Regions from separate parts of the Homo sapiens genome. Here region 2 is linked to region 1. The links are chromatin loops, found by intact Hi-C in ENCODE. Cell type or tissue: breast epithelium. All regions are shown on one strand. Each heading gives the region's core, and the rest is flanking DNA. Links, peaks and the distances in the headings are about the cores only. Region 1 overlaps PARD3B (par-3 family cell polarity regulator beta). Region 2 overlaps PARD3B (par-3 family cell polarity regulator beta).

What was found. Peaks named below come from ENCODE experiments on the same cell type or tissue, not always from the same donor. Only the 100,000 strongest peaks of a DNase experiment are listed, where the experiment ranks them.
Region 2: it touches region 1 in a loop (11-fold over the local background); 1 of 110 quality-filtered maps calls a loop at or near these places.

What each region holds. Positions count from the first base shown.
Region 1 is chr2:205,180,852-205,196,523 of GRCh38, forward strand. It overlaps PARD3B (par-3 family cell polarity regulator beta), which reads left to right. Exons shown (of 23, transcript NM_001302769.2): 14 at 4,913-5,012; 15 at 12,354-12,469. Among named protein-coding and RNA genes, the nearest start is that of NRP2, 490 kb to the right of the region's middle. In breast epithelium, for the core only: no CTCF peak of the experiment used is centred there; a DNase peak (open chromatin) is centred at 7,850; H3K27ac peaks cover 399 bases.
Region 2 is chr2:205,011,076-205,026,747 of GRCh38, forward strand. The region is part of intron 3 of PARD3B (par-3 family cell polarity regulator beta); the gene reads left to right. Among named protein-coding and RNA genes, the nearest start is that of PARD3B, 470 kb to the left of the region's middle. In breast epithelium, for the core only: no CTCF peak of the experiment used is centred there; no DNase peak of the experiment used is centred there.

The sequences.
Region 1 (15,672 bases), core at 2,985-10,984:
GTAATAGGGATGGAGGCTGTGTCCCAGGGGCTTCCTATAAAATCCTGTTAAGCATTTGAATGGTAATGAAATGCACCAACACTGTATTTTCTGAGGAATCTTGCTGGCAGATCTTACCCTGGGCCGAGGAATAGCCTCATGCAGTTTGCCTCTGGTTAGCATTACCTCTCATTTCACTGCACTTGTCTCCCCTATATAGCTCTTTTCCTGCTTCTCCTTTTTCAGCTCAAGTGCACTCCTGTCTTAGGCACCCACTGCCCCCAAATCTGCCCAGCATCACCCACTGGGTTAGGCCTTTCATCTCCATCTCAAATCAAATGTGGTGGTTCTGTGACCTGTCTCTCTGGATCCGTATTCCCTGGGGTCCTCTGAGACACATCATAGTAGAATTATTTCTAATGTGTATCTTTCTGGGGACCAGCATGTATCTACCCCTCTATAGCATGTAAAGCACTACGTCTGGAATGACTATCCAAGATTGAATTATACGTTTCAATTTGGCTAATGTTTATTGGATACCTCCATTGTGCAGAATACACTATCAGGAGTGGTGAATGCAGTAGTATTATTGTCCTTAAGAATAGTCTGAAGCAGGAGTCAAAAAACTTTGTCCTTAAAGTGCAAGATAGTAAATATTTCAGGTTTTGGACTGTAGGTCTCTGTCATCACTCAATTCTGCCATCGTAGAGCAGAAGCACTCATGGACAATACATAAACAAATAGGCATGGCTATTCAGTAAAACTTTATTTGCAAAGGCAGGTGGCAAGCTGGTTTTGGACCAGGGCCATAGCTTGCTGACCTGTTGTCTAAAGTTACAATCTCTTTTACTCATTCTTTTCTGATGTGGCCTTGGTAGGATAGATCCCACAACACAAATAACAACAAAAGATGATAATTAAAAAGAAGAGCCATTTGGCCATCAATGAAGTAATGACTACAGGGAGTGCTGTGTCAACATTTACAGGCATAGATATATACGAAATGACCATCAAGAAGACTGTACCTCGTACACTCAATGAAATCCAGAAATATTATTATAGGAGATAAGAGTTCCAGACTTTTACACTGAAACAAGGGCTTAACAAAGGTGTCTGGGCCCAGAAGAAAATAAAAATTCCTTACAGCATCTGAATATGTTGTTTAAAAAATGTAACAAGGGGCCGGGTGTGGTGGCTTACGCCTGTAATCCCAGCACTTTGGGAGGCCAAGGCAGGCAGATCACGAGGTCAGGAGATCAAGATCATCCTGGCTAACACAGTGAAATCCCTTCTCTACTTAAAATACAAAAAATTAGCTGGGCTTGGTGGCAGGTGCCTGTAGTCCCAGCTACGCGGGAGGCTGAGGCAGGAGAATGGCTTGAACCCGGGAGGCGGAGTTTGCAGTGAGCCAAGATCGCACCACTGCACTCCAGCCTGGGTGACAGAGTGAGACTCTGTCTCAAAAAAAGAAAAAAAAAAAAGTAACAAGGATAGAGAGTCAACAAATAAGATACTTACCTCAACAAACAAGGTACTTACCTCTACACCGATCACCACTTTAAAAAAAAACACTGAAAAACACATAAACACATAAAGAACGATAAATGGTTCACATGAGTGTAATAAAAATTAAATTTAATGATTGTAATAAAACTAGCTAGAGAAGAGACTGTAGAAGACATGGAAAAACGAGAAAGAGGAACACGAGGAGAAAGTTATCTACAGTCTAGTAAAAGAAATAGACATAGATAAATAGATAATAGCTTGATAGAACAATAAATACATACATAGTTCATTGCAAAAGTGGCATTTGATAAATGCTATCCAAGAATTACTTTACATAATATTAAGTAATAGATAAACCTAAAGTGTCACTGGATAGATAAAGACAGTGAAAGTCTATTTCCTGGTCCTGTCACTGCACAATGAGGTTTGGCAGCTGTGCTCCATGCAGTGATTACAGGACCTAGGCTCCTTCCACTGGTGGCTGGGCACCTCGTCACCTGGCTTTCAGGTGATGTAGATGGGGAAAGGAAGAGAGAGTGAGGAAGCTGCACCCTCTCATAACCACTGAGACTGGGAATGACATTTATCATAGCAGCCCACATTCCATTTGCAAGAACTAGTCTAGGGACAAAGAGGCCCTAGCAATGGTGTCCAGCCGTATGCCCAGGAAGAGAGGAAGAGCACGGATAGAGTGGGCACTGGTCTTCTTGGCCACTGTTATAAAAGTGACAGATCCTTGGCAACAGCGAAGGCTTCATAGTAAAAGTGATATTTGGGTGGACCTTGGGAGAAGGGTAGGATTTTGACAGGTAGAGTAGGTTTTGCAGTTACATAAGCAAAGATACTGAGGCAGGAACACCCAGGGGTGTTGGCAGGGAATGGTAAGCTAACGGGTAATGGGAGATAAAGTTGTTTGCCAGGATCATAGACCTTTATTCCGTAGGCAATGTGTGCAGCTGAAGTGATTTTGAGCAACAAGTTACATGATCACAAATACGTTCACCATCACTGTGGAAGATGGACTGAGAGGTTGAGGATAGAAGATGAGAGCCAACAGAAAGGAAGTTGTCCCAGGATGTCCATTGTCCCCAATTTACATTACAGTCCTTCTGTTCTGTTTCTCTTAGCAAGTCTTGAATGCCTGACTGCTGCCACCACTAACAAATCAATGGGCCCCTAGGGTTGGAGGTGGTGCAGGGGCACAGTGCAGGCGCTGCCTTTGTGCTTCTTTCCCCCTGGTCACCTACTTAGCAGGTCTGCTTCAAGCTTCATCCCCAGGGGCATGTCAGCTGTGCTACAACTACCTCCACATCAGTCTAGTGCCTGGGGCAGAGCTTGGAGCAAGTCCTTGCCTTGTGTATTTCTCAGGGTTCTGCAGAGAAACAGAACCAAGTTGTGTGTGTGTGTGTGTGTGTGTGTGTGTGTGTGTGTGTGTGTGAACAGATTTATGATAAGGAATTGGCTCACATGGCCATGGAGACAGGCACATCCCAGGATCTGCAGGATGAGTCAGCAAGCTGGGGTTGCAGAAGAGTTGATGGTGCAGATTGAGTCTGAAGGCCGGAGAACCAGAAAAGCTGGTGGCGTGGTTTCAGTCTGAAGACAAACGGGCTTGAGACTCAGGAAGAACTGATGTTTCCGTTTGGGTCTGAAGATAGAAAAAAGCCAATGTCCCATGTCAAAGTCACTCAGTCGGGGAATTCTCTCTTATTCAGGAGAGAGGCAATCTTTTTTGTTCTATTCATGCCTTCACGTGATTAGACAAGGCCCACCCCATTAGAGGGGACAGTCTACTTATTTAAATGTGAATCTTGTTTAAAAACACCCTCACAGAAACTCCCAGAATAATATCTAGGTACCCTGTGGCCCAGTGAGATTGACATATAAAATTAACCATCATATCCAGCACGTGGACAAGCCAAAGCAGGTTTTATCACCAACAGCAGTTCTCAAGGGTAGAGATATTTGTCCCTTATTCTGTCATTCAGGGACAAATCAGGTACATATCTTATCAAATATGTCACTGTAATAGATACAAGTAGAACTTACAATCTATGGAATAATAATCCTCTGTTTACTTAACAGTATGCATTTACAAATCACTGCTTAAATATAATTTAGTTTGGCCCGGCGCGGTGGCTCACGCCTGTAATCCCAGCACTTTGGGAGGCGGAGATGAGTGGATCATGAGGTCAGGAGATCAAGACCATCCTGGCTAACACGGTGAAACCCCATCTCTACTAAAAATACAAAAAATTAGCCAGGCGTGGTGGCGAGCGCCTGTAGTTCCAGCTATTCGGGAGGCTGAGGCAGGAGAATGGCGTGAACCCAGGAGGCAGAGCTTGCAGTGAGCCAAGATCGTGCCACTGCACTCCAGCCTGGGTGGCAGAGCGAGACTCCATCTCAAAAATAATAATAATAATAAATATATACACACACACACACATATATATATATATAAATAAAATTTAATTCTCATATTCCTCCAGTAAAGGTATTCTTGTTGCCACTTGATGGCTTTAAAAACTGAGGCTTGGAGAAGTTGAGTAATTTGCCAAGTTCACACAGCAGTAGGGTTGGAAACATGGCAGTCTTGCTCCAAAAACCATGCACTTTACCACGATGTTATATAATGCTTTTCATACACTAGGGAATATGGTTAGTAATTATGAGCATTCAATGAAATAATATACAAGGCTTAATATAATGTCTGCTGTATAATAAGATCTCAACAACCTTACTTGTTAGTTGTGGTGATATTAGAGATACATGTCTATTCTTATAGTACAGAACAAACTGGAAAAGTATACATTTTTAGTAGATGGGAAAACCAGGATTTAGACCCCTGTCTTTTCCTTATAAGGCCTTAAACTCAGATGTCTCCATTATGGCACAGATAGAAAAAAAGAGCGCACGTTTGTGTGTTTGTGTGTGTGTGTGTGTGTGTTTATCTCCACTATGTCTAAATGGTGGACAGATATACTATATCGTGATTTTTTAAAAGAAGTTTTTGCTACTGAAGCAAATGCTTTAATCACCATATAATCCAGAGTATTCACTATAGAGACTTGTTTACAAAAATATTAAGGCATAAAACAGATGACTTTGTTAATCTTCCACAAATCACAGGTAATGAGTATGTGTCAGCCTTTTGTTGGTGGGAAAAGGTAGTCAAGATCTGTGGAGTGGGTTTGCTAGGGGTTGCCTGCAGGTCACCAGTGTAAAAACATATTAGCAGGCTTAGATTTCCTCATACAAGCAGTATTCATTCTCATAAGGATCCTTCAGTTCTGTATGAGAACTTATTTATTTCAGGGCTGGTTTATGTGTTGGCTAAAACTGCGTCTGAGAGAGATACTGAAACCAAACCAGGCATCGAATGGTTCTGCTTCCACTTTATACAGCTTCATTTGTTCTTTGTTTATAGGTCTATTGCTGCCCAATGACGGATGGGCCGAGAGTGAAGTTCCACCTTCTCCAACACCACATTCTGCTCTGGGATTGGGCCTCGAAGATTACAGCCACAGGTATTGATAAAATGATGTATCGTAAATGCTCCTTGTTATTGTTTTTCTGGGAGAACACAGCAACCTTATTCAGCAAACTTATTTTAACTCTATTTCTTTCTGGAATGGAAATCTTATAGTATCTATAATTCCTTTCCAGCGAAAGCTTCAGTGAAAGTTTCTCATAGCTAATAGCTTAGATTGGGCATATTTTGCTTCCTGGTATTTGTTAAGATTCACCTTAAATTATTAAAATATTTAAGAAAATGGTTGAACTTTCATTTACAAATTTAAAAACTAGAGCCATGGAGCTCAAAGAAAAGTGACATGGGAAGGTATAAAACAAAACTGAGAAAATAGGAAGCTTATGGGTTTTTATTAGTAATTGGCAAACCCTAGAGGTATTTTAAAAATAGATGTTCCAAGAAAGTTAATGGAATCTAAAAATTAAAGCAACACCATATATAATCTAAAATATTGAAGAGGGTACCCAATATTATATCCATTCTGTAATAGAAACTAAAAAAATCAATAATTTTTAGAATCACACAAGAATGAGAGAGATTTACTAAGCATACATACTATTTGACAAGGGGAATTCATAGATTTTGTTCTTCTGATGAGTTTTAAAAATCATTAAATTGTCCCTTTGCTATTTTCTATATTTACTATGGCTGTTAGAAACTGTGTATTTTATTCCATTCTGTGTCCCATGATAATCCTGTGAAATTTCTTCATTTTTCTTGCAGCAATGCTAGTGTCATTCCTATTATGTTTTTTAATACAGTCTGCTAAAAATAAAGCAGCATGCCTTAGAGTATAGCTAACTGTATTAGGTGGAAGCTCACCTATATTTAGCTATCTCTGATTCTTATACTTTTGAAGTCAGTTATCTTGCTAACTACAGTTTCGTGAACTAGATTGATAATCATAATAATATTCTAGATCAATGTCTCTAGGGGTTTCATAAAAGAAAATGTGGACCTATTTAATTTTGTCCATTCATTTCCATTGCCTGCCTCGATTCTGAATTGAAAATGACAATTTGGTGGCATAAAAAAAGCCATTTAAAACATAATTTCATTTGTTCTACCTTACTGTTTATCCTGTATATATGTGCAAAATGTTTGGGATGGTGCAAAGCTGAATCAGATATAAACCCTGTCTTCAGGAAGCTGGTAGGCTGACAGGTAGGCTCATGGGACGACTGGAACACAAGGGTTCCAAGTGATATTTACCAGAAGGTATAGATAAAATGCTCTGAGCATCTGAGGCAGAGGAGAATGCCTCCAGATAAAGGAATCAGGGAAAATACTATGGTAAAAGTGTCATTTGAGCTGAACCCTAACTCATGAATAGCAGGTGGACATGAGATGAGCCCAGGAAGAAAGGGCATTTCGGGAGGGAAGAGCAGCAGAAGAAACAGCATAGAGACGGGAGAGTAAATTGAATTGTACAAGGTGGAGCTGATCAGCCAGATGATAAAGCCCAGAGTGCAAGAATAAGGTATGCAGACTTCATTTGGTAGATAGTCAATCTTATTGCAGGGTTTTCGCAGGTAATACACAGAATGAAACCTGGGTTTTTTGTGTGTGTATAACATGGATTGGGTGAATGGAAGAGGTTTGATATCCCCTGGAAGCCAGGACTCTTTGGATACCTTTTAGGGCAACTGCAGTCAGAGGTACTGAGCATCTGTGCAGGGGAGGCTAGAGAGAAGCACTCAGATGAGAAACCTTCAAGGGAGAGAGGTGGTTCAGAGATCACCTGGGATTTAGCAACTGTCTTTTTGGCTTCAAAGTCTCCACGGATTTCTTTCCTTCCCTTTTCTGCAAAGCCATTCCTTTGTGAATTGGGGAGAGAAAAAAGTTTATATTGCTCCTCGCTGCTGTAAATCTTCATTACATGGTATGAACTAGTAACTTCCATCTTCTTTTCACGTCTTCCTTCCTAGTCCCGTGTGTTTTAGGCCTCTGTTCTCACTTCTTTATTAGAACTGCTCTCTTAATCATCAACGGTAATCTCCTTTCAGTCAAAAGTATGACGTTGTCTTAGACTTCATTCTTCTTTTCCACTCTGCAGTATTTGGTTATTAAGTCATTTATTCACTTACTCATCCATTCAAAAGTATTTCTGGAGCTCTGAGCCAGACACTGTAGAAAGAACTCAAATGGATTGGAAAGCATCCCTGCCTGCAAGAAATGCAGCGTCCTCTTAGAGACAGACACGCAGATAATTAGGATGCAGCCAGCTAAGCATTAGATACAAAATGCAATGGGAGCCTAGAGGAAGAAGCCACTAACTTTGCCTGGAGTTGTCAAGTAAGTTTTCACAGGAGAGCAGTGTTTAAGCAGTTTCTTGGAAAACGGAAGAAAGCTCTCTAGACAGAGAAGTGGCGGGAAGGGCAATTTAGGTTAAGGAAACCAGGGATGGGAAAGAATGCAGAGTGTGTTCAGTGTGGCTAAAGCTTGTGGTATCTCAGGGAAGAATCAATGGGAAGGGCATTGTCTGTCCTGCTCCATGGGTGCCATGCTTCTCCGGAGAGCAGTGGAGAAGCATTGAAGCGCTTTGAGCCTGGAGATGACAGTATCAGGCAGAGCAGTTTCAGTGATGGAGGGTGGAGGGAATGGCAGAAGCCGCCATAGACAAGGAGGCTGCTCCGACTTGGGACTAGCAAGAGAAGAGCAGGGCCTGGATGGAGGGATCAGAAGCATGGGTGGAGAAGAAAGGGCAGAGATATTTTAAAAATGGAAGGAACAAGTCTTAAGCCTTGAAACTCTCCCCTCCTAGGATCGTGTGACCTGCACCATCCTGCAAGCTGCTGCGTTGCCTAGGTGACCAGCAGCAGCAGGGGTTGGATGTGTGAAACTTGGGATGGAGGAAGGACTGGAAGGGAGCCAGGAGGATTGAGCAAGAAAGGCTCTCCTGCCTTCTGCCTTTCAAAAAAAAAAAAAAAAAAAAGGAAAAGCCCTCTCAAAGGAAAAAAGGGTGTTGGAGGGATGAGGCTAATCTTGTAAAAGAGAAAACTGCTATGGCGTGAGGAAAGAAAAACAAATTTGATCAAACTTAATGCCTGTACAAAATGAAATCAGGAAATTGCTCAACCTATTTTTACTATTATGCAATGATTATTACAGAAAAGTTTATAATATGTGGGTCTAAGTAATAAATAAATATAAAGGAAATAAACTTACTGTGAGATCTCAGGCAGAGTTGAAGCTAAATCAGCAGCAGACAGAATATATCGAATATTATTAACAGTTTAGACAACATTGGGCTATTCCCCACATGTTCATATTCTCTTTCTCTCTCTCTCTCTGTCTGTTTCTTCATGCACATACCTGAAACTACTCTCACTCATAGAAGCCAATTGTTGAAGTCCATCTGTGGACACCTGAGACTTCAGACATCATGGTTTTTGTCTTGCCTCTCAAAATCTTCATCCCCCACCTTTTCACCTCAGACAGTTCTTGAACATTCATTGTTGGCTCTTATACATCTTTTACATTCCTGGTTTGTCACCATAGTCAAACACTGGCATATGTTTCATGCTACCCTTACTTATTCATTAGGCAGCATAATTTGACGTTGAGTATCGTTTCTATTTGGTAGATTCTCTGGTCGTTCATGCTGAAAACACGGCCTTTATCTAAGACATGTCTTTGGCCTGCTGTCAACTTCCAGCTTCCAACAGCCTTCACTGCAGCCCACTCAGCCATGAGCACATGCTAACTCCCTTCAAAATTAAAATGTTGTATTTCATAGTTAATCATTGTGTCACCCTCTTAATGCAAACACTCGAGATATGTAGCGTAAAGTTACAAACCGTTTTACTAGTCTAACTTACATGTCTAAAATATTTTCACATGAACTAACTCAATACGGCACTCACTCATTATTCTGGTGCTCTATATGCCCACATTGGCTCTAATCCTATGACTTATATTACACTCACTTGCCTCCTTAATATCCATCAATCTGATATCAGCCTTATTTGCCTTATTTCCATTTTGTACCGCAGCAAAGGGGGGGCCCTTTTATGAAACGTTTTCAAAGTGTACACTTGGTCACAATCAAAATGATGGTAACATATATGTGTATGTATATAGATAGATATGTAGATATCTCATTATGATCAATTTAAAGGACATAATCAGATGTGTACATAAGAGCATTTGTTACATTCATATGTACAGTGCAGCCTTTTATTTCTTTGATCCTTCTTGATTATATGCCAACATTTGTATAAAAGTTCACTTTATTAGACAGATCCTAGCTTGATGTTACTGCATCGAGTGTCATTGCCACCTTACTTTTTAAACGGGGATTGGGATCATTGCTACCTAAGAGTCTGGGAAAATTTGAGCTCTTATTCCTAATTTGTGAATTAACACCTGGCTTAAGAGGATAAACTAAGACAATGAGTCAGGTTCACCAACACATTGTTCAGTTGGGTAGATTCTCAGTCTGCCTTGAGCAGAGCACTTTAAATGCAATCTGATCTATGTTTTAATGAGGGTCCTACACCTCCTCCCTGGAGGCTTTCACTGCTTTGATTAAGGATTTAGTTTTCTATTATTGCATGATGTGCACCATTCTATTGAAACAAAAAGCAAACCTAAAATGTAAGCCACATAGTAAAAGGTGAGCAAGTCTTCACTAAAAGTGAAAGGCTTGATTTTTGCGGATTCGGGATCAGCAACAACCTGTGTCCCAGGCTGGCCACCATTTCAGCCAGATCTTCTGGCTCTGGTCCCAGCTTTGCCCCTGGCCAGCTGTGTGACCTGGCAATGCCAACTCTCCTCTTTGAGCCTCAGGGTCTTATCTGAGAGATGAGGTGACCTTTAATCCCTTCTGGCTCTTAAACTTTTTGATTCTATGAAGGCCATGAGTCTTTCTGACACTAAACCCACATCATCACAACAGATCAAAGGATGGAAAACTTAAGTGCAAATAAAGGTCGAATAACACATTTAAAGGCAAGTGCTTCCAAACACCAAGACTCAGGGGAAAGCTCATGTTTGCAGTAGTGTCTCAGAATTCTTCTATAAAATGGGCTGAAAAAATGAAAGTATTGCTATTAGGCCAGGCTAGTGTCAATAACACTAAGTGGGTCCAGGATTTTTGTTCACAATTGGCATATTTTGTCATTACTAGATACCATATCTAATACACTTTATATATCAATGGCTTCGTGTATTGAGAATGTACCCAGACACCAGGAAAGAAATAGAAAAAAAAAAAAAAAAGGCTACATAACCCTAAAGAGAGGATTTAAACTTCTTGAGAAATTTTTATGAAAACATGTGAAATCTCTTCATTGGCAAATGCCTTAGGCCCTCATTCGAAGACCATACTAACCTACAGAAATAAAGAAAAGGATTCTTAATAGCTCAGGTTGATCAAGCTCTTACTGTGTGCTAGGTACTTTTCTCAATATATAACGTAACTTACGTATCTTACAAAAATTTTAAAGAGTCATAAATTCTATTCTTATCCATTTTATGGATGAGGAAACTGAGGCCACTCACCCTGACATTTTCCTACAGGGGCCACTCTCCTAACCATCAAACCACATCACCCTTCTAAATAGAAAGAGAAAAGGGCTCCTAGTCACAGACTTGCTGAGAGTCTGACAAAAACAGAGATGTCAAAGAAACTGTAAAAAGCACAGGTAATGGGAAAAACTCAGAAATTTATAGTGTTTTGGGAAGCAAAAGTAGGACATTTTACTGATCTGCTTATTTGTTAACTTACCTAATTTATCTGTTTCTATAGCACATACTCTGTACCAGACCCTAATGTCCTTACTTTACAAATCTTCACTCATTCTATTCTCTCAACAACCTTGTGAGGTAGAGAGTGTAATTTTACTCATTTTATACATAAGGAAATTGAAGCCCAGAGAGGTCCAGTAAGTCTCTTAGTTGACACTGCTAGTAAGTACCGGAGCCAGGATTTAGAGTGGGCCAGACACACCACAGTGCTGTGCTGGTTGATGGGTACTTCCTTTCTGGGGGAGGGTGGAGGAGATGAGGTCTACCTTTGTCACCCAAGCTGGAGGGAAGAGGTGCAATCTTAGCTCACTGCAGCCTCAAACTCCTAGACTCAAGTGATCCTCCAGCCTCAGACTCCCAAGTAACTGGGACTACAGGTGCATGCCACCACACCTGGCTAAACAGGTACTTCCTTAATTTACCCACGGCATTATAAAAAGGGAGGTTCATTTATTCATTTGGCAATACTATTATTGCTGCATACTAATTTTAATATTGCTTGAAAGCAGTATTGAATATGGAGGGATGATGAGTTTCAAGAAAAGATTAAACTTATTTTGGTATTTCAGGTCGAGATTCTCTTGTACATTTTAGAAGGATTTTCTTTCAAAACAGTTATTTTTGCTATTGTTTTGTTGTTTATAGTATCAAACTCCAACTGTTTGAAAAACCCAACATCAATACTTTAGATTTTGTAAGGATACATGATTTGGATTTTCACTATATTTGGGATTAGAATAGCAATTATAATGAGATGAGCCACCATATTTACTTTCCAAACAGATGAGAGTGCCAAGGTAAGAAAATGGCTATAATTTAGTTTATTAAAATTATATAAATTTATTTCTAAAACAAGAACTAAGTCATTGTCTGTAATTCTCTTATGTAATACCCTCTATCCTCAAGCAAAATAAATAAAATATTCAGCAGAAGGAAAGTTATTTGAGATTGCCTACAAGTACTAAGAAAACTATAATGGGCATTTGATGTATCTTGTGTCTTAATTGTCAACTGTGCTCTTCCTATTATTTCCTTTTGGCACTTTTGGTGAGCAGACTGTCTGCTTAGTGTTAACATTAGTTTTAGGAAAAAGACCTAAATAAAGTAGAAAACCAAACTCCTACAGGCATCAGTCATTCAACAGGATGGTTTTCTCTAAAGGATACAACCCTTTCACTTGTGTTTTAAAATAGGCATAGCTTAGTCCACAGAAATCCCTTAACCTGCTTTTGGGCTCTGCTAATATCCAGTGACATCTTTTGAAGTGCTAGTGTTTTCCAGGCCCTCTTTACCCACTTAAAGTTATATAGTGTACAGCAGGATCCCAATTAGCAGAAATCAGTGAAGAGTAAAACACGATATTGCCCAGAGAATATTTTATTTAAATTGTACAGTGTGATAAAATACATGAAAACAGAGTTGCTACATCTCATAAAAGAAACCTGAGATTTAAGAATTAGTTGAAAATATGTGGTTGGGAGCTGCGCAGAGTGATGAGTGGCTGTGTTCAAAATGAGAACTGCTTCCTCATTTTTTAAAAGATTTTATTCTAAACCTAAATACAACATATGGCTTCCTTCCACAGCTCTGGGGTGGATTCAGCAGTATATTTTCCAGATCAGCACATCAACTTCAGATCTGTGACACCGGCCAGGCAGCCTGAATCAATTAATTTGAAAGCCTCGAAGAGCATGGACCTTGGTAAGCAAGGGTGAGGTGACATCCAGGTCAGCTCTCCAGCCTCAGCCCATTTATCTTCCCAAATGTCCTGGTTTTGTTTCTTCAACTCAAACCTCAGGGAACAAGGTCTGCAGAAGCCTGGAGGAAGGGATAATGGCCATCCCACCTTCCTATCTCTTCGCACATTTAATTGTAATTACCCACTTTGTGAAACAAAGAGAAGTGATTTATTTTTACAAAGTGATCTATAAACTATCCTCCCATCATAGATGACAAAAATGATTCCTTCTGGAGGATCTGAATTCCAGAGGCATCTTTATCTCATCCATCTGCCTTTGCATTTGCACCCTCGCTTCTGCCAGGGCATTTCCACTCTGTGCGGGCATACCTGTTGCAGAGCCTGGGAAAATCATGTGGTTCAAAGCATCCTTTGCCTTAGTGCTTCACTTCCTTCTATTCTTCTCCATGTGTGATGGATAGAGATGGCATCAGTGCAGAAGATTCAGCTTTTTAAATGCCCATCCCCAAATCCTGTGACACTGGAGGGGAAAAGGGTCTCTTGGGCGTGCCACACTGAGGGTGTCAAGGTACCCTGTGTCCATGCCTGAACAACCTCACTGAGGTTCTGAGCACCATGGGGAACTTCGTGGTGACTGTTGGGTGCCAGGGCAGAGCAAGGGCCCCTGTTAACTGTGTTCTGAAAGCCTTGGGACATCTCAGATACCCTAGAGCATCACTGCCCTCCCATGGGCTCTTAGAGAGAACACCATTAGAGAAAAGTATGGATACAATAAATTCTCAGCAAAATATCCATTGCCTCATGAATGCTTGGAGGCCAAGCTTTGCAATTGTTTTTTCTCAAGGCATATTATATATTTCTTTAGTAACAACGAGAAAATAGAATAATCAAAAGTGCGTGCTCCACCAAACGATCTGATAAATAGTGCTTTTCTGTTACTCACTTACAGGAGTTCAGAAAAATGTTCAGTCATGATGAAACAAGAGAAATTGATTCTATTTTGTATAAATTAACTAAATGACTGGGATGCATTTGCTGTAATCGCCTGTAGTGAGAGACAGATAGAAACCTTAACAAGGAAGCTGTCTTGAGCACTGGTCAGAAAGAGTATTTTCTCAAGCGTGAACCTTTGACAAACCAAAGGAATAATTTGTGACAGTGACATAGGTTATTACTAATTATTTAAAGAGCAGTTCATTTTCATAGAGTGCTTGATAAACATTTCCTGTTCTGTCTTCCCAATTTCTCTGTAAAGAAGATGAATGGATCAAAACTGCTCTTATTTTTGAGGAGAGAAATATATTTGTTTTCCTCATTTAATTAAAGCAGCCACTATTATGTTTCTAAAAAGAAAAAACAGCACCCATTTTAAATTAAGAGAGAAAAAATATTATGAAACCTGTAAAAAATAAAACCAAAGACATGTGCAGAATCAATATTTTTGTTTACATTTTAATTTTATTATTATTATTATTTTTATTTTGAGATGGAGTCTCGCTCTGTCACCCAGGATGGAGTGCAGTAGTGCGATCTCGGCTCACTGCAACCTCCGCCCCCTGGGTTCAAGTGATTCTCCTACCTCAGCCTCGCAAGTAGCTTGGATTACAGGTGTCTGCCACCACGCCAGGCTAATTTTTTTTTTTTTTTTTTTTGTATTTTTAGTAGAGATGGGGTTTCTCCATGTTGGCCGGGGTGTTCTCGAACTCCTGACCTCAAGTGATCCACCCACCTTGGCCTCCCAAAGTGCTGGGATTACAGGCGTGAGCCACCGCATCCAGCCGTTTTGTTTACATTTTTATTACCAAAAACTGTTTTTTGAGTTTTCTCTTCTAAACTGAAATAGTCCTAGCAAAATATATGTAGTTAGCCGTCATTCTTTGCATTTTTTTATACATATGCCATAAATGACAACGATAATAGTAAGGTTTATTCATTTTACAAAATTGGTCAGGTTACGAGCTATTTTCTTCAGGACCCTAGTACCAAACTAAAAGCATTGGCTAAAATGCACCATGCAGTGGAAATACTCAACAGCATGCTGTAAAAACAAGTTTAGAGTAATCATCAAACTTTGCTCCTTTCCAAGAAGTACCAGGCTAAAGCCAACAGTCTTTCAGAAGGCCCTGAGAGTCAGCATTCTAGTACCATTTTGATCCCTTCTCCCCAGAACAGTCAAGTCAGGGAGCCTAACAAATGTGTTAGCCTTCTCAATATGAAATTCACTTAGGTGATACCGCAATGGTAAACATTTGAAAGTGTCTTTTCTGTTTCATTAGAGGAATAGACTATTCGTTTTCCATTTATAGCACTAGGCCAATGTAAGAGATTAATTTATTTGCTCAAAAAGTAGGTGACTATGTTTATAGGAATAATCCTAGCAGGATCTTGATTCTTTAAAGCGTTTTAACATTCTTTAAAACGTCTTAATAAGTAGCCTATTTAGGATGAATACACAATTCATGATGTCTATTTTTGACCTGGAAAACCAGCATTTTCATATGGTTCAAAATTTAAAAAAAAAACCTTCTATTTGTTACATAATTAATTTATATTGGCTATTTCTCACTTTATAAAGTCTGTAGGAATCTTCAAAGGCTGATGGATCCTATCAGTAGCCTTGTTTTTGTTTCATATTTGCTACTAAGACCAAACTAGTATTTTAACTTGCATGTTAATGAGTCATTGTTCATCTGCTCAAGCTATTTTAAAGGTGAGTGGCTTCCATTTACTTATTTTCACTTATATTTTCAAAGACAGACAATTCCAATTAAGAAAAAATAAAGCCTCCTTATTCCCATCCCTTTTACCTATTCATCAGACACAAATATAGTCTAAAATGTGAGTGCTCCTAGAAAGCACTAGTTGCTTCCCCATCTATGTACATGTCCACATCACATATCATTTCTTTATAATAGTTGCATAGTGTTACATTCATTAATCTTCATTTACAGCTTACTTTACTCTTCCCCTTTTAATGGAATGTGGGCTTCATTGGCAGTTCTTTTGTTGTTGTTTTGGTGGGTTTTTGAGTCGTTTGTGTTTAAGATTTTGCAATTTGTTTATTTATAGCCTTTGCCACGTTACCATTTGTTAATTTTGTCCTCTTTCATTTATAAAATATTGTTACATGGGATGCAAGTGATTTTTTTGCAACCCATTATTTGTCTTTTTAGTTTGATTGTGATATTTCTCATCATAAAAAAGG
Region 2 (15,672 bases), core at 2,433-10,432, 170 kb before region 1:
GCACCATTAGGCTAATTGGATAGAGATCCTGCCTATTCACTCTTGGCTGGTAGATGTTGTTATCCACTGGCCGTGTATTGATTATCTGCAGATTATATATAACTTAGCAGCTTAAAATGACAAACATTTATTACCTCATACAGATGATTACTGTCAGGAATGCAGGCATGGCTTAGCTTGGTGATTCTGGCTCGGGGTTTCCCAAGAGTCTGTAGCCAAGCTGTCATCTCAAGGATGGGTCAGAGGGCTCACTCCTCAGCTCACATGTGTGGGTGCTGGCAGTCCTAATTTCCTCAGGTTGTCAGTATGTCCCTAGGGCTGCTTGGGACATGGCAGCTGCATCCCCTCAGAACAAGTGACTCGAGAGAGAAATTAAGAGGGGCATGCTCTAAAGACAGAAGTGCAGTTTTATAACCTAATCTCAGAATGGACATACCAGTACTTCTTTCTGTCATATTTTATTCATCGCACAGACCAACCTTGGTGCACTGTAGGAAGGAACTACATAGTGTAAATCCAGGCAGTGGGGCTTGCTAGGTGGCCGTCTTGGAGACAGGCTGCCATGGACTTCTTTTCTCAATTATTTTCCGCAGAGAAAGACTCCTCTCCATGTGCCTTACCTGAAGATTTAAGCCTGGGTGACAGTGTTTAGGGAACCTAGCTTGGAAATAAAGAAGGGGTCTCACCATTCAGTATTTGACTCTTCCTTAGTTTTCTGGGTTTTTTTTTTTTACAACCATGCATCACACTCAGCCTCTGCAGTTATGCCTGGCATCATTTAGATCAGAATTGGTCAGCCTACCCAGAAAATGCAACTCTGATTTGTACAAGGAGGAGAGAAGAGAATGGGCAGTCTCTGGAGCACAGACTGAGGAATGGAAATGGGCCAAGGCCTCGTTGGGCATTTTACAGGCTTTCTACCCATCCTCTTGCCATCAGCCCCACCCTGACCTTTTAAAGCAGCTGCTTTCCCCAATTCCTGAGCTTTCCTGGGTCCCTGCAACTTGGTTGGCCTCCCTACCTCTGTAGGATGTCAGGTCTCAGCTGTCTCTCTTCTGGAGAGAGAATTACCACTGATCCTGGTCCTTATGTTTTCACTTCCCATCTTCCAACATTTTGTTAACATCACTCATCTCCACTCATTTTCTCCTGGTTTTCTTCGTATTTGTGAGTTTTACCTATTTTACTATTTCACTGTCTTTGTGGTAGTTTTAGGATGGTTGAATTTCTGTATTTAGCCTGCCATTAAGTATATATTTCCATTTTTCTGCTTGTATAATTTCCAATACATATCCTGATAGATAGTATTTCCTACAAAATTTACTTTTAGAGGAAAAATTCAAAATGTTAGCAGACTAATCAGCTTATCCTGCCCAAAGCTTTTGAGATGAGAATAGAATGGATTATGCTTTCCATGACTCTTTTGATTTCTGGCTGCTTTAGAATGTAGATTTATAAGAAAAGAAGAGTAGGTGAAAATGGTCAGTAGTATACTGTCTAGGGAATGAGCTTAGAATTCTGAGGATTTTAGATTTCTCTTGGACTGTTGCTTAAAAGTACCACTCACAGCAAACACTTGATAGCTTAACGCATACAACCGCATTAAAGAGATAGTGTTTTAACTGCACATATAACTTAACTATTTCTGTATTTATCTTCAGTTTTCAGTGTTTAAACCTGCCTGTTTCTTACATTGTTGGAATCATGGAAAGAAAGCTATAAACAAGTTGGAAGTATTTATTACAATACCTCAAGGTGAAACCACTAAAGTCCTTCTGTGGGTAATTTATTATACTGCGAGATCTCAGACACATGAGAAACTGTCCTGAACTCCCAAATGAAAGCACTTCCAAAATACAGCATTTCTAAAACGAGTAACCTTTAACTTATCTAGCATAAGCAGAAGAATAAGATATGTTTAAAGTTTTCATGTTTTTGCTGATAGACTTAAAATCTACGTAGCGTTTCCTAGATTCTGACTTTGACTTGCTCACACGCTGTCCCTACCCATGCAAGCTAGAATCTTTCCTCTCCCTTCTTGATTTCAACATGAGTTTAGAACCAAAGGAACTTTTACTTGGTCCGGTGACAGTTTCCCGTCTGAGACTTCCCCACGCAGGCACAGAGCCATGGCCCCTGGGCTGTTTTTATTTGCTCTAATTCAAATGCCAATTCTAATTTGCTTTCTACGGTGCTCTTTTGTTCGTCTGTCTTCTTCTAGTATTTATAATTGATAACTGTAGTTTAATTATTCAAAATCATTATTTTTAGATGTTTAAAATTGTTTTTTTTCCCCTTCAGACTTGTATATAAATGTCATTATCTCCTGAGAAGTGGTATAATTTTCAGAAGCAGAGAATACATTATCTTCTCTTGTATCCAGTGGTGTAGTGTCTGTCGGGGTTCCCAACCTCTACACTATTGATGCTTTAGGCTGGCTGCACCTTTGTTGTGGAGGGGCTTTCCTGTACGTTGGGCGTTGTAGGGTGCTCAGCAGTGTCCTTGGCCTCTGTCATTGGATACTAATAACATGCCCACTTCACAAATTTAATCTTTCTGTAAGACTCAGAAATACATAGGAACAGAAACAAAAGCAAAAAATCAGTATCGACTGCTTCTTGAGGGCTCACTGCCTGCTGTGAAGCAGCATCTGCAGGTCTGTGGTCAGCGCTGGAGGTTGAAAACCATTTTAAATGAGCAACTGTGGCGGGTTCACAGGGTCAAAGGGCAGAGTTCCTGTTGGGATGTGGGAAAAGATGTGATCTCTACTATCTCAGTGGCAATTCCACAGCCAATGGAAGTAAGCAATGGAACAATTTAGACCATTTGAGAACCAAGGTGTCACCCTACTGTGAAATCTGCAGACAGAGAAGGCATTTCATCTGTATTTTTACCTTCAATCCTTGTCTGTGTCTATAAGTTCACATTGCCGACAGCCCACCTGCCAGCTCTGCTACCAGAATTGCCTTGCTAACCAGCTTTACTCCTGGAATTTAGGAAAGTCTGAGAAAAGTCTTCATCTATTCATATTGGCATGCTGGTACTTAAATTCAATGAAAGTAAGAGTAGAACCATGTATTCAATAAAAATAAGAATAGCTTTATTTGCATGCTGTCACTAGTATCAACCTAACTTCTTATGTCCTTTTCAAGTAAGTCAGTGAAAACCAGAAATTTCCTGACAGCTGGCCTTGGACCGTGGCTGCTTTAACCTCTCTGCAGGGGCAAGTACATTTCTGTCATTCTGCATTTGTGATCCTGAGGTCTGACTGTCACATGTACAGTTATTGGCATCCACAGGGTAGAACTTCTTTCTTATCTATAGTTCCCAGGTACAGAGCAGGAAAGGAGAACTGCAGCCAAGGGGTGATATCTAATTCACAACTGGGATGCCCCAGTGTGTGTGCCGAGGAGAAGGTACCTGAGTAATGTTATTCATTAACATTTATTTCTGGGCTTTGGCCAATTGGTCTTCCTGTAGGGTTATTTGGCATGTTCTAATAAAATGTGCCTATGATTGAGATTATCTTGGATTAAGAAAATAACTTATTCAACAAGTATTTATTGAGCATCTCTTCTGTGTTGAGCACTGTGCTAGAGAGTATAGCACAGAACAGGCCAGATACAGCTCTGGTGCAGCTTGTAGTCTAGTCTAGGAGAGGTAGAATTGAACACACATGTAACTGCAAACTTTGAGAAGTGCCACAAAGGCAAGAGTATTCAGGAAACCCAGTTTAATTAGAGTCAGAGAAGGTTTCTGTAAAGAAGTGAAATTTAAGCTGAGGACATTTAAGGCAGAAGGAATGTAACTGTCATAGGCCTGTACTGTAGGCTGCAAAGATCAACTTCTCCATGTCTCATGAATAGTTAATTATGTATATTTCTTATTTTAGCACCTCACATTATGCAGTTGACTGTCGAACAATGTGAGAGTTAGGGTTACAGGGCCCACATACAGTTGAAAATCTGAGTATAACTTGCAACTCCCCAAAAAACTTAACTACTAATACCTATTGTTGACCAGAAGCCTTACCAATAACATAAACAGTTGATTAACACCTATTTTGTATGTTATATGTATTATGTATACAATATGTATTTTTATGTATTCTTACAATAAAGTAAGCTAGAGGAAAGAAAAAATTATCAAGGAAATCATAAGGAAGACAAAATATATTTACTATTCATTAAATGGAAGTAGATCAATATAAAGGTCTTCATCCTCATCATCTGCCTGTTGAGTAGATGGAGGAAGAGAAGGGGTTGGTCTTGCTCTCTCAGGGGTGGCAGAGGTGAAAGAAAATCCATGTATAAGTGAACCTGCGCAGCTCGAACCTGTGTTGTTCAAGGGTCAACCATACTGACATGTTTACATGTATTTCTCCTTGGCAAGATGCAGACCGAGTTCCTAGAAGATAGGGATGATGTGTTATTCATATAGGTATAACCCAGTCTTGAGCTTCACAACAAACAGGTATTGGATGATAGTTGGGGAATTGAGTGAGTGAACTAATGAAATGAATGAATCAATGAATGAGTAAATTGGAGGATGTAATAAAGGTGGTTGACATCTGCTTTGTCCTCCGTATCCATACTTTCTTACTCTAGATACTGAGAATCTCTTCTGTCAGTCATCTTGTGCAGTGGGGTTTCTTTCTTACTTAGTTTTGAACAATTGGCCCTATTTGACTTTGCATGCCCAGGCCTCAGCACCTTGCCTGGCACACAGCTGTTCAATGAGTTATGAGTGAATGAATGAAAGAATGGGTTTATTTTCCTGATCGTGAGCCTTATTATGTAAGCTTGCTTGCTGATGTCTGAAACCTGCAGCCTTGCCTGCCTACCTAGACCGTTTCTGCACTCCACCTGAGGCCACCACTCCCAACAGTTACACTGAAGTTGATTTGCCTGGAAATGCAAAATGGGAAAAATTGGTTTTGTCTCTCCAAAATAAATCTCAAAACTGTCTCTTTGTCTGCCTAGGCCAAACCACTATCATCTCTGTCTAGCACTATGACAATAATCTCTTCTTTCGTCTCTCTGCAATCTGTTTTCCACAAAGCAGCTTAAATTTATATTTTAAAATATAAAAGGCAAATATAAAATATAAATGTAGGATTTAAAGTATTCTCTAAGTCAGATTGTGGGACTTACCTGCTGGGAACTGTAATGGCCTCCTCTAGCACATAGAATGAAATGTAAACCCTTCTGCACCTGCAAAACCTATCTTTTTTGACCCCGCCTACCTCTGTTGGCTCATTTTGTGCTCTTTTTCCCTTTGTTCTTCGTGCTCCAGCCACCCTGGCCTTCTTCACGTACCTTCACGTGTCTTTCACTTACCCAACTCTCATTCCCTTCATGAGGAACCTGCCCAGAGGAGACACTCAGGAACTCTTTGGACACATTCATGGCTTTTTAGTCCACTGATTTTTAGATATGACTTTACCCATAGGATCATTTCTTTCCAAGGAAACGTTAAGCAGAACCTCAACACATAAAGCAAATGAAAGTAGGGGTACTCTGATTCCCATGGAAACGAGGATCCCAGGAACCTCCGGTCCTAAGGCTTCTTCTGAAAATATAGGTTTCCAGAGATGATGGTTTGCAAGGCATTGCTCAGGTCCAGTAGTGCCTGTCTGACTTCTGTGTTTACTTTGACTGGCCTCTTTGAACTTGGACCACTGTTCTTTTAGGCATTTAGAAATTCCTTCCTACTCAACTGAACTCCTGATTCTCAATTCTTAGCCTACTGTCTTGAATGGCCACACATTCTGCTCTTAAAATGTTAAAACAGTCTAGATGGGAAGATGGATGGATAAAAAAGTTAAATAAAACTTGTATATGGTTAACTTCCAGATAGTTCCTCTAAGCACCAAAAGAGTCCAGAGAAGCAAGAGTTTAAGGGTGGGGGCTACAGAGATACTGGAATAATCCATGGAAGTGTCTAGATTTGAGAAAGGTCTTTGAAAATAGTAGGAAATAGTGAGAAATGATGCAGATAGTCTACTATGCATTATGGTTTGACGAAAAACATAAAGGGAATGAGACAGTTTGGGTAATAGAGGGGCAGCCATATCAACAAAGCATGTGAAGGAGTGTCTGGCCTGTAGATATGTAATGTAAGGTCACAAATGCTTAGGGGAGTTGGACCAGTGCCATAACACAGAACATTATACCCTAACTAACAAATGTGAACATAGTAGTTACTGTTGCCATAAATATCATGTCCTCAGAAAAATATATAATTCAGTGAGCAAAAATTTATTTTAATTACATTCCAGCTCTTGCTTCTGAAGATCCACCTGGTTATTTTGCTGAGCCTCAGTTGCCCCCCCATTCCTTTTCTGGTCGAGGACATGATGGCAGATGGCAAAACTCATCTATTATAGTTATTTCTTTACTGTTTACAGAGTAACCATTCCCTGACCTCAAATTCTGAGGTCATCGTATCAAAGCCTCCTATGCACTCATTGTTTTCTACTTCTGAGAACATCTGCCCAGCCTGGATGGCTCTCTTTTGTATAACATCCCAGCATTGTCTGGCTTTGCTCACTGGTCACAGCCAGGGTTCTCATGCTCATCTAGTCCTTCCCTCACCTTCACCCATGTCAATGACTTGCTTAATTACTTAATTTCTGCTTAATTTTTTGATAGCCTGAATGAAATGGTCCTATCCTCTTCCTGAATCATCCTATGTAGGTGCTCTCCAAATCCTGGCCTTGTCACTGGGTGACTGGCAGAAAGATAGGACCATTGACAGAACAGTGAGGTCAAGGGGGAGCTGACAAGAGGGAAAAGATAAGTTAATTTACAACACAATTAGTATAAGCAGAGGTGATGTTTAGGTGGTTACAGATAAGGAACTAGAACTCTAGTTTGAAAATCTGTGTTTTTAAATAACACTGGAAGATAAAGTTCATTCCTCAGGTATTCATTCCTTAAATGTAAACATATGCTGTTGCCAGGCACTGTGCTAAACACTGTGAGTATAAAAGTGAGTTCTCACTTTAATGCCTTTAAGGCATTCACTCTCTGGTGTGAGACACAGGTGTGATATAGCTGTATAATATGTCTACATATTTACCTTTAGCGTAATCTTTCCATGTAATACTCAGATCATTAAATCTGGAAAGAAGGAAGGAAGTCTAAAAGTGAGTACTCACTTTAATGCCTTTAAGGCATTCACACCCTGGTGTAATAAACAGATATGATATATCTGTATAATTTTATTGTATCTACTTATTTACCTTTAGCATAATTGTTTTCATGTAATATCCAGAACATGAAATGTGATCATGAAATCTGGGAAGAAGGAAAGAAGTTAGGAGACCAACATTCTACCACTTAGTAGCCCTATGACTATAGCAACCCTTCTGAACCTCAGTTTTCTGATCTGCAAATAAGAGCATTGGACTTGATGAAGTGTTTTCAGTTGATCTCTTGTGAAATCAGATGCTTTTCCAAGGATTCCAGAAACATTTGATTTCAAATGCTTTTTTAAAGTGTGATGAAAATAACTCATGCACTTAAATGCATTATGTACCAAAATTTGCCTCATCAGGAGAGCCTCGTTTTTCTTGACCCAAGGTTACAATTACACCTTATAAGTTTGGACAAAAGGTTACAAATTTGATTTAGCAGTATAAGCAAAAAAAAAAAAAAAAAAAAAAAAAAAAGCACGCTGATTAATAAAATATGCTTTTTGTTTCTTTCACCTATAGTTGTTTCATGAAATATTTGCTTGGCCCAATGAGTTTTGCTGTTAAAGACATTGCCATCACCAGCCCTCATCTGCAACATCTACTTCTAGCTCTAAGCAGCTAAGATTTTTTAACTCATGTAATAAAGTTGATTTATACTTAAATTTATCAGATTGGGTGGTTCTTTTTGACTTAACAGCTTATTGATGTATAATTCATAACATATTGTTCACCTACTTAAGGTATACAATTAATTGGTTTTTAGCATATGTACATAGTTTTGCAGCCATCATCATCAATTTTAGAACATTTGAACGATGCCAGAAAGAAACCCTGTACTTCTTAGCAATACTCCCCAATTTCCCTACTGTCCAGCCCAACCTTAGGCCACCACTAATCTACTTTCTGTCTTGATAGATTTGCCTAATATGAACATTTCATGTAAATGAAATCATGTAATACTGTATGTGGTGTGTTGTGACTGCCTTTTCCCGCCTAGCATGTTTTCAAGGTTCATCCATGCTGTAGCAAGTATCAGTACTTTATTTTCTTTTTACTGCCAAATAATATTTCATTTTATGGATATGCCAAATTTTATTTGTTCATTTATAAGTTGATGGACACTTGTTGTGAGCACTCTTTAGCTATTATGAATAGTGATGCTGTGAACATTTTGTACCAGTTTTTGCATGTACACATGTTTTGATTTCTTCCAAATATATACCTAGGAGTGGAATGGCTGGGGCCACATGATACCTCTGTGGTTAATTATTTGAGGAACCACCAGGCTGTTACCCAAACCTGTGGCACCACTTTACATTCCCACCAGCAGTGTATGGTCCCAGTTTCTCCACATCCTCACCAACACTTGTTATGATGTCTTTTTTCTTATAGCCATCCTAGTGGGTGTAAAGTGGTATTCACTGTAGTTTTGATTTTCATTTCTCTGAAGGTAGAATGGATGGTTTTTGAAAGAAAAGTTTCAGCACAACAAAGGCGGAAACTTTGTTTCAAAGTTACAGAAAGGAGAAAAAGATATTAGGGATGGAAACATATAAGTCAAAGTTGGTTAGAGAACTGTCTGAGAGAATAGGGCATGGCAGAGGAAATCTCCAGAGAGCTCATTTGTCCAGATTATAGCCATGACACAAGCTTAATGGCAATAAAGTTATAGTCCCCAGAAGAAAGGCAGGGGTGTGTTTGTGTGTAGCTACCTCTCACACACCCAGTTTTTCCAGCACAAAGCTGTTGCCGCTTTCTAATCTGAGTGGATTGGGGATATTCACTCTTACTCCCCACCTATATCCCAACCCTACAGTCCACGGTCTTTTCTGTCACCATGTCACTGATTTTATAGTTCCCTTCACTTAGGATGACTTCTTTATTCATCCAAATCTCATCCTTAAGACTTGGGGACATCAGGCCTACCTGCTTGGAGCAACCTCTCTGACCTCTTGGACGATGTTAACATCCTTTTTATCCCTTGTGTGGCATTTAAAGAGGTTTGCATCACACAGCTTGGTACTTAGTGATACAATTATCTTGTATCATTCACATTATTTTATATGTGGTTTCAAGTATCCCAGTGGGTTCATTGAGGGGAAGGAATAGGTTTATACAATTTGATATTGCACATAAAACTAGAAGCATACTAGGTGCTTAGTGCATCTTTGTTGAGTTAAATAAGAGGGTTATTCTTCTGTTCCATCTAAACTCTGCTTGGAATTTCATAAACACAGGCAGGTTCTCACTGGCTTTGGGAAAAAATACCCCTCTTATAAATTCATTAATACAAAGCAAGGGGAAGAGTTGATATTTTAAGTTTACATTCAGGTAAGATTACATTGAAAATTATAACATTTTGTTCAATCTGTGCTTGTTACCTACAGGACCTTGTTATATGTAGGAAAATTATCTTTGAAACCTCTGTGTGTTGTCGAAGTCAGATGGCTAATATTGACCCAAGCTGGCATCTCCCTCACTTCACATTGGGGATCCTGTTGAGTTGTCCTCAAGGCTAGCCTTTTGGACCACTATACTGCACTTCTGTCCTTAAGCTCTCAATGTGAAATCAGAGACAGGCAAAGTCAAGCAAACAAGGCAAAGGTTAATACGAGCAGGCTAATAGTCAACAGATGGGAGTCTTCAGCCTGAGTGAGATCCCGCTAGAGGCCTTCCCTTCAGAGACCCAAGAACAGTTGAACTGGAAATTTGACCAGGAAGGGACTCCCTAAGAGACCTTGCCTCTGAGCATGTCAGCTGAAAAGATGGCAGAGTTCAGAGAAAGGTGATGGGAGATGGTGGGCAGAGAAAGCACCAGTTCCTATGTACTACCTCCAAACCAGAAATTTCTAATACAGCAAATAAAGCAAATTGGAATGATTTCATGAACCTGTGTAGAGGTCTGCAACTGGAAAGGATGTCCTGAAAAGCACTATTTTATATAGTTTGGTAGAAATACATCCACACTGTATGAGTCTCAATTTTAAAACTCCCTTGAGGATTAGGAAACAGATTATAAGTAGCTAGAATGTAAAATAATAATAATTTAGACATTGTTTTGGAATGATAAAGTTTATTGTACATGGTAAGGAAATTATGTATTGTAGATTTTCCTGATTCTGGGCATGCATTGGGACCACAGGTTATGGTGGCTCACATTTTAGGATTGACTTCCCAACGGCTGCTCACACAGCCTCTGGAAGTGGTAACTTTGGAAGGACTGGTTGCAAAGTGGAACCAGAGTATATTGCAGTTTCACAAGCAGGAGGTAATAGCATTTATTGAGCAACTATATGCTCTCTTCTCTCTCTCTTCTCTTCTCTCTCTCTCTCTCTCTCTCTCTCCCTCTCTCTTTCTCTCTCTCTCTCTCTCTCTATATATATATATATAGTTAATCTTTTCAATGACCCTGTGTCTTTCTTTGGATAGAAATTTAAAATAAACTTCCATTTTAAATATGAGGAAACCAAGACTTAAGGAGGTTAAGGAATTGGGTCTAGTAATATATCAAGTCAATGGCAGAAACACAGGGAACTCAGGTCCCTTGGATTCTGTAGCACTGGTTTTATTCCTACACTTTACCCCCTCCATTGTAAGGGTACTAAAATCTTCATATGTGGTCAAACACCTTTTACTTTTATTAGGAGAAAATGGAAAAGAAAATCCAAATACTCCAAAAAATCCAATGCAAAAACTCCAAAATATCAAAAGCTACCTTTTTCAAACAAATTCAGTTTTTTATTACTCTTACTTTCATAATTTGCTCTTTTTAGTAATTATTTGCTTACTTCATTGCTTAGATTTAACAATACAAATAGATGATAAAAATCTAATGATTCAGTTAGTTATATTTTAAATGTTATATTATTGTGTCACAAAAAGTAGACATGTAATGCATGTCTTATCTAACATTACCTAAAACATACTGGCTTCCCTATGTAATTCTATTATGAATACTATGCCAGTATCTTCTCTAATCATTCCAATTTAAACATAGTATCTATGACTGGATTGTAACAGAAATTGGAATTTGCCGGCCAACACTGAATTGGAAATGCTTCCATTCAAATTTTCTTACAAATGATCTTTAGAAATGTATTTTAAATTTCATTCTAGCGAAACCAACTTAGAGTGAATCTTAATGGGCTAGAACAAAATAGATTTTGGATTGATTTTTCTCATAAAATATGCAAAGCCCTGTTTTTAAATAGAGTTTTTCCCCTTCAATATTGTTCTTTTTCTCTGTTTAGCAAATAATTTGTCTAAAACGTTTCTTTTTCAGATTTTAGTTAGATTACAATAGAATTAACATCTTAGAATTGCCAAGGTAGATGGAAGATGAAGAGAAAATCCGGATTCCAGACCATGCTAACTTCAAGCCAGTGTTTTGCCTGCAGCTGATCTCAAGAATTAGGTGAAAGTTTCACTATGTAACCTGTTTTGGGGCTCAACTCTTCATAATACGATCATTCATTAAGTAATATAACCATGGATAATTGTAAAAAACTGGGACACTGGGTTTTCCCCCCTTACTCCACAGGTCGACTAGGCTGACAGTATACACCAGAAAACAGGCATGCAAGGCATCCTTCTACATCTTTCTCTTTTGCTTGCCTCTTGTTAGTTACAAAGATACATACTGTGCCAGGCACTAAGCTGGTTTCAACAGCTATTTATTTAGATTGTGTGAACTGGAGCTGAACTTGAACCCAATTAATAGCAACTGAACTTGAACAAACTGATATGAAATCATTACAGGCTCAGTTCCCTGGTCCATTATCCCTGAAGAGATCATCCGACAGCACTCCAGGTGCCTTTTCTATGCCAAATCTTGGTGCAGTGCCCAATCAGAGAGTGTCGGGGGGATTAGAAGTTCGGTTGCATCGGAGTTAGCTCATTACCACATTTGTGATCGCTTTCACAGAGAGGAGAGGTGGTGATCCCACTGGGCAGGATTGCAGAGAAGGCTTTGTTTTCAACACCATCTGGCACATGGTTGGCACTCATTAACACAGCACAATGTCGATTAAAATAATAATTGTACGTGGCAGCAATGCTGCTTAGACAGGTCCCCACCTTTGGCCTTCCAGCAAAGGAAATTGAAGAAAGAGAAGGCTGAGGAGTTGCCTCTGGTAACTCTGGTCTCTGGGTTTGCATCTTTCTTCATGCCCACACCTTTTTTTTTTTTTTTTTTTTTGGTAAAGAAGCTACTTTTTTAAATGTATGTATTTATTTTTATTTTTAGCAGCAGTACCCCCCCACCCCCCGCCAAATCCCCCTGTTTTTTTAAACTGGGAATACCATGAGTCTGACCTTGTTCGCAGTTCCCAAGGACCCTAATTACAGAGCTCCGGCTGTAGCTGGACTCCCAATTCAATACTGCAGCCAGGAAATATTTGCTGAAAGGGGATTCTATGCAGTCATATTTCTTCTGCAACTTGAATTATATATAATTAAGAGTTTTAGGCTTTTCTCTTTTAAAGGATGCATGGATGAACTCAATCATTCAGGTGCTGAGTTAAGACTACACTGCCTTTCCTTAAAAAAACAGATGTGTATTTACTTCGGCAGCTCCAGATCTTGACTCTGGTAGCATCTACTTGATTTGCTGTTTGGGGGATAGGAGTGCAGATTTTTGAAAGAAATTGTTTGAGTTTGAATCCTGTTTCTACCATATACTAGGTGTGTGGTGAGGAGAAAATCCCTTAACTCTTGGTCTCCCTTTTCTTCACTGCTGCTATGGTGGTAATAGTCATCCCTAAGCTTTAGGATTTCTGTGAATATAAACAAACATGTAATACACTAAGAATAATGCCCAGTGCAGGGTGAGCTCTTGATATGCATTAGCTATGATCATGTATGCCTCACCATCATTTTCTTTCTTTCTTTTTTTTTTTTTTTTTTTTTTGAGATGGAGCCTCACTTCTGTCGCCCAGGCTGGAGTGCAGTGGCGCGTTCTTGGCTCTCTGCAACCTCTGCCTCCTGGGTACAAGTGATTCTCCTGCCTCAGCCTCCCAAGTAGTTGGGATTACAGGTGCACCCCCACCACACCCGGCTAATTTTTGTATTTTTAGTAGAGATGGGGTTTTGCCATGTTGGGCAAGCTGGTCTCGAACTCCACACCTCAGGTGATCCACATGCCCCAGCCTCCCAAAGTGCTGGGATTACAGGCCTCACTGTTATTTTCTGCAAGAGTTTATTCTTCCTCCAGATTGTGCCTCATACCTATTTAAATTTTTTATTCCCAAATGATAGGATTTACTAGTTGTAGTGATGTAGGTAGTGGTTATGTGGACATTTGTCCAGATATGTTGATCAACTTTTTTTGGTAGGACACTATTATTTAATTCCTTGTCATGCTAGACCAAGGTTAGAAGAAGCCAATTGATGTGGGTAATTTCCTCATAGATCTATAATACCTTCATACCATAATAATTAATGAAGCACATCATTTGTTTCCAGAGCAGATTATGCATATCTTAAACAAAAGAAATAAGTTGTATATTTCAAGCCTATAGGTAAGCACTATAACTAATGATCATGTGGTTTTCTCTGGTTGTGGAACCATAAACAGCATGCCCTCTGGCACTGTAATGATTTGTGTTCTATAATACTCAGTGTAACCATGGTTTTTATTCTGTTTGCCGTTTGGTATGTGGAAAAGCCTTCAAGAAACTGGCTTTTTGCAGGAGTGTTTACATATCATTCATGCCACCAAGAGAAGATGACCGACATTTTAGATGCAGAAGAAAGATTAAATGCATTCAGTTTAACTAGCGGCACTAAAAAGGGCTGCATCTTTGTATTGTTGCTGTTTATCTTCTTTCCAGCAGTGGAATATTGAGCTTCCCCAGGCTGTGATTCAGGTATTAATGCCGATTTTAGGTCGGGCAAGAGTGTGTTCAGTCTGCGGCACTTAGATAGCAAAGGCAAACTGCTCACGGCTATTAGTCAGGAGTTTCTGTATGCCAGTGATTGCATGCTTGTGACTCATAATCAGGGTGATTCACAGCAACCGTTAGATGGGCTTGCTGTGGCTGTGTTTTTCGTTTGGACTGCTGTCATTGCCAAAAGTGTCAGCCTTTCTCCTACAGATCTGACCGTGTGACACATGCACAGTGCCCTTTGGTTGTGCTGAATGGCTCACCACTAACATCATGGCTAAGTTTTATTATCTTGGAGGAATTGTCTCTCACAGTGAGTCCCAATTAGACAAATGAATTTTGTGTTGTTTTCTTTCTGAAGTGTTACTCTGGGATTGTTGACAGAATTTGTGCCACAGTGTTCTCTTGGGCAGTCTGAATTCCAGATTCTCTATCTTGGTTTAACTATGCTCTCACTTGAGAATCAGCAAGGAGATGTCATGTTATCTGTTTTTCTGTATACGTGGAGCTGTATCGGTGGTCTGGGTTCCTGCTGAGCAGATACATAAATAACCACACGTCTCTCTGGGTTTAATACCAGCCCGGTTCTGACATCCAAGGCTGACTCCTATTCCATGTTTTGCCCCAACCACCGAACACGATGCTCTGACCCCTCAACACACAGATGCCTTGTACCTGACCTAATAAGTTGAGTCAGCAACCTGTATTTCTGATTTGTCCATTAATTCTGTGTGTCCTGGTTGAGACCCACTTGCATTTCTGCATGCTTGCTTAACCTACGCCTGTCACAACTACCTCTGTTCCTTTTTGAACTTAACAAACATTTATACAGCCCGCGGTACGCTAGGGTCTGAGCATACAACTGGGAAAAGATAGATAGGATCTCTGTTCTCATGAAACTTCCCTTCTGGCTCTTAGAAGTTATACATGTAAACAAATGCACAAGAGTCTCTCTGATGGTAACAATGCAATGAAGAAAATGAAACAGGATAAAGGAATAGAGAGCAAGTAACTATGACAGGGCTATTCTGAGAGTAGAGGGAAAGGTGGGAGAACATTCTACGCAGAGGGACCAGCTAGTACAAAGGCACTAGGGCAGTCTGGGTGAATTTGGAAAGATAGAGAGCCAAGGAGGCCAGGGTGGCTGCAGTGTAGTGGGTGGGCAGAGAAGAGCCAGATGAGACAGAGTCAAGCCTGATATAGACAGTCTTTTTTCTATTTTATTTTAAAATATTTAATTTACAAATAAAAATTGTATAAATTATACATGTACAGGGTGATGATTTGATCTGTGCATGCATTGTGTACTTATTACCACAATCAAATCAACACATTCATCATCATCCTTAGTTACCATTTGTGCATGTGTCTATATGGTGAGGGCACTTAAAAATCTTCTGTCATCAAATTTCAGGTAAACAACACAGTATTATTAACTATATTTAATGCTGTACATGAGATCCCCAGAATTTATCCATCTTGTAACTGAAGGTTTATACCCTTTGACCAACTTCTCAACACTTCCTCCAACCCTTCATCCATGGCACCCATGATTCTACTGTCTGCTTCTATGATTTAAACTGTTTT